2 separate regions of the Homo sapiens genome follow, and region 1 is linked to region 2. The links are chromatin contacts, found by Hi-C in ENCODE. All regions are on one chromosome and are shown on one strand. Each heading gives the region's core, a stretch centred on a gene start or an enhancer-like site at or near the end of the contact. The rest is flanking DNA. Distances are from core to core; before and after follow the strand shown.

The links. A loop is a pair of places that touch in the nucleus more often than their neighbours do. Pooled maps may share reads with other maps.
Region 1: a loop to region 2 is called in a pooled map, with 14 times the contacts of the local background. The contact joins the promoter of SREK1IP1 here to the promoter of AK6 in region 2. A Hi-C loop is called at or near these places in 5 of 50 pooled maps.

The regions. Positions count from the first base shown.
Region 1 is chr5:64,767,368-64,770,817 of GRCh38, forward strand. It overlaps SREK1IP1 (SREK1 interacting protein 1), which reads right to left and starts at 1,324. Exons shown (of 5, transcript NM_173829.4): 1 at 1,138-1,324. The coding sequence starts at 1,150. It overlaps CWC27 (CWC27 spliceosome associated cyclophilin), which reads left to right and starts at 1,563. Exons shown (of 14, transcript NM_005869.4): 1 at 1,563-1,821. The coding sequence starts at 1,780. LOC124900985 (a long non-coding RNA gene) reads right to left here and starts at 1,129. Exons shown (of 4, transcript XR_007058787.1): 1 at 1-1,129. RefSeq lists enhancers at 608-1,334, 706-1,905, 1,057-1,146, 1,297-1,616, 1,335-2,059 and a silencer at 1,075-1,369.
Region 2 is chr5:69,367,124-69,370,769 of GRCh38, forward strand. AK6 (adenylate kinase 6) reads right to left here and starts at 2,397. Exons shown (of 5, transcript NM_016283.5): 1 at 2,340-2,397. The coding sequence starts at 2,367. TAF9 (TATA-box binding protein associated factor 9) reads right to left here and starts at 2,397. Exons shown (of 3, transcript NM_003187.5): 1 at 2,340-2,397. It overlaps RAD17 (RAD17 checkpoint clamp loader component), which reads left to right and starts at 2,695. Exons shown (of 19, transcript NM_133338.3): 1 at 2,695-2,810. RefSeq lists an enhancer at 2,949-3,498.

The sequences.
Region 1 (3,450 bases), core at 74-2,573, 4.6 Mb before region 2:
GTGTGAAGCGTAACCATGTCTACCTTGCTCACCACTGTATTTCCAATGCCCAGTACCAGTGCCTGGCACACAGTAGGCTTAATAAAGAGTGTACATTTCCTCTCTCACAGCTCCAGATGTACTCCTCCGCAAACTTCAGTTAGTACAAAAGCACAGTGTTCCAATAACAGCTATCTGTAGAAGGAGGTTCAAAAAGGCTGCCACAGAATAAAGAACCTGGTCAAATAATACTGGGAAGTGCAGGTTTAAACAAAGTTAGGGTTCTGAACCATAGTAATTCTATAGTTCATAGTAATTCTATAGCAATTCATAGTATTCTATTCTAATAGAATAGAATCTTTTCTATTACTAAAGTGCGCTGGGAATTTCCAAGTTGGGAGGTGGGGTGGAGAAGTGTGTATTTCTGAAAATGTCTCCTGCAATCAGTGTTCTGCAGTGGCAAAGCTGGTTTGAGGAGATGCTTTCCGCTACTAGAACTTCCAAGTAAGCTGGTAGTTGAGGACGAGAAAATCTTTTAAGTAATTATTCTGCAGAGTTCACCGTTTTTAGGTCAGTAACTTCTGGACATAGAATTTGAGAGTTAGAAGAAATCTTATATATAATTCAACAAAGCTCCTTCTTTTTATAAGGAAACTGAGGCCCAGAAGCACAAAGCGACCAATCTATGGCCACGGAGCAGCTACATACAACAGGAAGAGCTAGGAGTAGAACCCGCACACCCGGTGGGTCCTAGCGACTTCTAAGACAAACGATGCCTCCGGTTACCTGGGTCGGCCAAGTGTTCCCACTTCAAGTTTTAGTTTTAAGCCATACCACAGTTAAGGTAGTTTTTCTCGGCCGCTTGCCCCCTTAGGCCTACAGTTACAGTCTCTCCCTCCTCCCTCCCTTCCACAATACACTTTCCCTGTAATCCCAAGCAGCTGGGGCTTGGCTCCTGGGGGGAAGATAGTTATTTTCTTTCCTTCAGAGTTTATGTTTGGAGTGTAAACTTTTTCATGTAAACAAAACAAACCTGTGAATTTTAAGGCCTCCGCCTAAATCCCCATGGGCGCTGCTCCGTACACGCCGCACCCTACCCTACCCTCCCTTGCGCTCCCTTCGGAGCTCGGACGCAGAGGCCCTGTAATTGCTCCTTACCTGGGACTGCCATGACGGTGGTAAGAGGGGTAACTCGAGCCTCTGGCTTTCGAAAAGGCGCTTGCTTCCCGCCAGCTGTGAGAACAAGGCACAGTCAAAGCGGCGTTTTCCTTCCCCCAGCGCAGCAGCACCCTCGCTACGGTCGGGAAGGGCCTGTACGCCTCTAGCGACGGCAGAACCAGTAGATGCGGATGCAGTTTCCGGACGAGTCATATTGCAGAAGACACATGGTCCGAACCATTACTGATAGTTTTGGAGGGGGAGTTAGTTTGATCTGCACACGAGAGTAGTGTAAACACCGCCAACACTTATGAAGTGTCCCTTCTAATATTGTAATACAAATAACATAAATAACATTAAGCTATGGTAACTTTACGGACTTTTCTCGTTCCCTGGAGTACATTGGAATAACCCTTCTCAGGGTTAGCGGTGCTCGGGTCCGGTAACAACATGGCGGCGTCCGTGAGGGGCTCCTTTGGGCAGGGGTAGTGTTTGGTGTCCCTGTCTTGCGTGATATTGACAAACTGAAGCTTTCCTGCACCACTGGACTTAAGGAAGAGTGTACTCGTAGGCGGACAGCTTTAGTGGCCGGCCGGCCGCTCTCATCCCCCGTAAGGAGCAGAGTCCTTTGTACTGACCAAGATGAGCAACATCTACATCCAGGAGCCTCCCACGAATGGGAAGGTGAGAGCCTCATCTAGGGAACTTGGGGTCCTGGGATCCCCAAAGTGAGATTTCCCGGATTTGGGGTGGGGAGTGGGTTTCAGGATCTCGTGGTAGGAAGAGACCACGAGAAGTGTTGTCTTTACTCCTGCATGTGGACAATGTTGCATCGAAACACTGATGTTGGTACTTTTCAGGATGTACTTGAAGAAGTCAAGTGGAGATTTCTCTACCTACCAGCATTCCGGTCCTATTTAATGCTTTAACCCAACTCATGCAGCCGATTTCTGGGGTCTTAGGTTTTTAAACAGACATTTTTGAGTTTGATATATTCTTTGCTTAACTAAGGTCATTCATTCTCCATTTCTTCTACAATCATTAATTGAACGCCTGCGAGGCACTGGGCACTGTACTAGGCGCCGGAGATACAAAGATGGATGGGTAAGGTAGTTGTTTTCCCGGAAAAGCTTATAGTTTAGTTTGTGAGACAGACAGGTAAACAAAAGCCTGTATGTCTGATAAGCGTGCTTGTGGAGAAGAGACCAGGTTGCTATGGCGGTACTGAGTAGTGAACAACTGGGGAAGTTAGGAAAAGCCTCATGGAAAAGATATCTTTTGAGCTGGTTTTAAAACCTGAGATGACTGTCAGTCAGAGAAAGTGGGAAATGGGGACTATTACCACATTAGAATGGGGAAAGGTTTCTCTGATTGATTTGATGGCTAATGTATGCCAATTCCCATCCAAGATGTTTGTATGCTGTACAAGGCAGAAGAGTCTGTTGTGGAATAAGTGTCACCTGAATTCTTAAATTGAGACCTAGCTTATATCACATATGAAATTTGATGAATCAGCATATTGGAGAAAATGAGATTGGAAGTATATAGTTGAATTAAGATAAGCTAAATTTACACAACATACCATCCTGTTTGTTACATGATTGCATCATAAATAATTTATACAGTCTTTTATTCATTGACATTTGATAATGTAATGAGAGCAATTTAAAAGTGAAACCAAAAATGCTGTAATTCCCAGCAAAAATGTAATGGATATTTTATGGGCAGACCAATTCTTTCAATTCTTTGTTTGAACTTCTCCTGGGCATTGTAGATTAGTATGTCCATCCCACCCCTCACCTATCTTATTTAATATCAATGTGAAAACCCAAAATACCTACCTCCTCCTATTTCCAAATGTTTCTTGAGGGCAATATCACCCCCAGTTAATAAACACTGGTAGAGATTGAATAGATTTACCATCCTGCCAGACAGGGCCTTCACACTTGCTGTTCCTCTGTCTAATCAAGTGTTGACCTTAGCAAAGAGCCCTTTCTTATCTACTTTCTATGAAATAGCAAACTTCAATCATGCCTTGCATCCCAGCAGTCTCTGGCCCCCTTAACCTTTTTAGTTTTTTTCATGGTATTTATTAATTATTTAGTATTACTGTATCCTTCCTCCTACCTTCCCCCTATAGAATGTAAGGAACATAAGGGCAGAGACAAGCATCTGGAACAGTACTTGATACATGATAGAAGGAGTTCAGATAGGTATTGAATAAATGAATGGATGGATGAATTAATACTATATTTTTCTTAGTTTTTGAGAAGTATTAAGCATCAGTGAGTTTGAGGTTATACTGCTGGTCAA
Region 2 (3,646 bases), core at 1,147-3,646:
TTACCCAGTGTATTGATTCTCCAGGGGTGGGGCTCAGCAGATTCTGACGCCAATTCAAACTGCCTGCTGCTACCGGGGAACTGCTGAGAATAAAATTAGCCATCTCGTGCTGGGCGCAGTGGCTCATGCCTGTAATCACCGCACTTTGGGAGGCCGAGGCGGGCAGATCACAAGGTCAGGAGATTGAGACAATCCTGGCCAACATAGTGAAACTACATCTCTATTAAAATACAAAAATTAGCCGGGCGTGGTGGCGCGTGCCTGTAATCCCAGCTACTCAGGAGGCTGAGGCAGGAGAATCCCTTGAACCAGGTAGTTGTAGGATGCAGTGAGCCAAGATCGCGCCACAGCACTCCAGCCTGGCGACAGAGACTCCATCTCAAAAAAAAAAAAAAAAAAATTAGCCACCTCGAATCAATTACAATAATTTATTTACCTTTTTCTTTTTTTAAAGACAAGATATCTCTTTGTTACCTAGGCTGGAGTGCAGTGGAACTTGGCTCACTAGAGCCTTTACCTCCTGGGCTCAAGCAATCCTCCCATCTCAGCCTGTCCGGTAGCTAGGACCACAGGTATGCACCACCATGCCCTGGTTAATTTTTGTAGAGACGGGGTTTGGCTATGTTGCTTAGGCTAAGCTCAAACTCCTGAGCTCAAGCGATCTCCCCACCTCCACCTCCCAAAGTGCTGGGATTTACAGGCATGAGCCACCCACCTGGCCTATTTGCTTTAACTTATAAAGATTTAAAAACTGTTCATGGCCACGTGTGGTGGCTCGCGCGTGTAATCCCAGCAATTTGGGAGGAGAAGGCGGGAGGATCGCTTAAGCGCAGGAGTTCGAGACCAGCCTGGCCAACATAATGAGACTCTGTCTCAAACAAAAACAAAAACAAGAACAAAAACAAAACTGTTCATGTTAAAATTAAGCAGTCTGAAAATTACCTCTACTGACCCCTTGCGCCCTTCCCTAGAGATAACCACTGTAAACCAGTTTCCTTTCCCAAAGAAACCCTATTTATGTTTGCATGTAAATGTACATATATGTACATACTCTTTGTTATATAAATACAACACATATTCCCTTTTACATAAATGACAATACTATATACATTGTTCTTTACCTTCCCCTTCTGATACCTATTAAAATTACATTTCAAGATCATCAAATTCATAATTTTCAGCTATTCAGATTTAACATCCCTGAAATTAAACTTAAGCATAAAGATAACAGGGATAATCCAGTTCCCATACCCAGGAGAATAACGGTCACCTCAAGTCCACTATAATACACCAAGTCTGAACCCTGGACTCAACATGTTTTCAATAAAATGTTCACTTTAAAGTTTTGACAATGACTTAATAACCAGGGCACTATGTTTGATCCATGCAAAAAGATGTAAAATCTTCCGCTTAAGGAATCTAAAATTCTAAACGTTATTTGTGGGGTGGTTAATCTGCACCTCTCAGAAACAGACATGTCTTGTGCGCTGCCAACAATTTTACCTTTGGGTGAATGATGTAACTTTACTGTTCCCACAAAGAGTCTTAATTTTTCTGTACCTTGCAATAAAATCTACATGCATTAGATTTTTCCACGAATGGCCTACAATTTGATAAACACTTTCAGGACTAAACGGCTAGCAAAAATATTCGTTAAAGTCGTTATGCAGCATTTTAATTCCCTTCACTGATAACATGCACCCTGAGTATGGCTTCAAAGACCCACTCCTACGCGAGAAACGACCCGAAATGCTCTATATGCCTTCCTTTTAAGGGGCGGGGGGATCCTTTGATGTAACTCAACAAAAGCATACAGCAATTTCGTCACGTCACAAACATCTGAACTCGTTTACCGAAATCTAATCTGAGGCGTTTATCAGAAGCAAAGAAAAAATAAAATACGGCCCACGGAGGCCTAAGGAGTGAGGCATCCACCATTAATGACTCTACCGGGAAGCAGATATGGCCTTACGTTATTTCGCTAAAAATCCCAAGGCCAACCCTGCCAAAGAATCAACAACCCATTTTACAAACGAAATACCAGATTCAGAAAGACTAAGCAGGTTGCCAAGCTGGAGAGCTGGATCTGCCGACCTCTCTCCACCCCCCCCCGCCCCCCCCCGGAGCCTCAGGCCAACGGAATTAACGTTCCGCGTCCCCTCCCTCGCCTCCCGCAACGCCCGCGAGGGTCGGCTCCCGGGGCGCTGACAACCGCCTCGTGGCCCTCGGCCGGCCTCTGAAGAGGGCAGTGAGGGGCCCCCACCTGGGCGCCCGATGCCCAGAGCACTCTGCGCCCCCAGCCTGCCCCAGCCCAGTCCCTCCCGGCCGCGCGCCCTGACCGGTGAGCAGGATGTTCGGAAGCAACATGGTCCCCGCCGCGACGGCTTCGGGCGCCTCGCTCACGTGCCCTTTGCTCTACAGGGAGGAGCCGGAAGGGGCGGGCGGCAGCAAAAGCCCACGGCCCCAAAGGCCCCGAAGCCCACCGCGGCGCCCCTAGCCTGCCCCGGCGGCCCAGCCGCGGCCCACTGGTTACCTGGCTTTCGATGACACATTTCCGTCGCAAAGTTGGAGGGTGGGCATAACTCGGGTCGGTACTTCGGGTCAGGCAGTGCGCTGGATGCCTAAGTCACACACTCCTTCGGTGGTCCCCGCCCTTCGCTTGCGCCGACCAGTCTGGAAGGTCCCCGGGAGGCCGTACCTCCGAGAGGCTCGGCGTTGAGCCCGGGTAGGGCCAGGTGGCTGCCCTTTCACCTAGGGTAGTCCCTGGTCGCCTCCGCTCTTCGCCTAAAAGGGGATGCAGCTCCGGGAAAGTAAGGCCGCCGCGGTTGCGGCTATATTATGTATATGTCTTAGAGACGTGAGTCTATCTCTGCCTTCAAGCTTTCCTGGGCTCTCGTCGCTCCTCCTCCCGACCCGCCCATCCCATCTGGGGATGAGAAGATTGAGGGTGCAGAGCCCTGTCCTGCAGCGGGGATTTGCGAGCTCAACCCGGCACCCCACTGATTACAGGATTACGTTGGACGAATATTTGAGCTTAGTATTCCCTGTTCACTGTGTGGGGTGGTGGTGGGTCGGCTAGGAATAGTCTTGAAGGTCTACCTCTGACATCTCATTTCAGTAACCTCGCATCTTCAGGGACAGTTATCTGCTTTTTAAAGGAGGTAATTGTCAATCTTGTTTTCAAGAGTGAATAGAGACCTGACCGTGACAACAGTCTGCACCTTTTTTTGTTTGTTTGTTTGTTTTTGTTTTGTTTTGAGACGGAGTCTCACTCTTGTCGCCCAGGCTGGAGTGCAACCTCCGCCTCCTGGGTTCAAGTGATTCTCCTGCCTTAGCCTCCAGAGTAGCTGGGATTACAGGCGCCCACCACCACGCCCGGCTAATTTTTGCATTTTTAATAGAGACGGGGTTTCACCATGTTTTGGCCAGGCTGGTCTCAAACTCCTGACCTCAGATGATCCGCCCGCCTCGTCCTCCCACGGTGCTGGGATTACAGGCATGAGCCACCGCGTCCGGCCCCTGGTCTGCATCTTTTATTTCGAGCTACAAACTATATTTACTCAAATAGGTGTTTTTTTTCCACCTGTATACCTTTTGAAACGTCACAGTCTCTAATCGTGAACGATTTGGGGCGGAGGGCTGAACA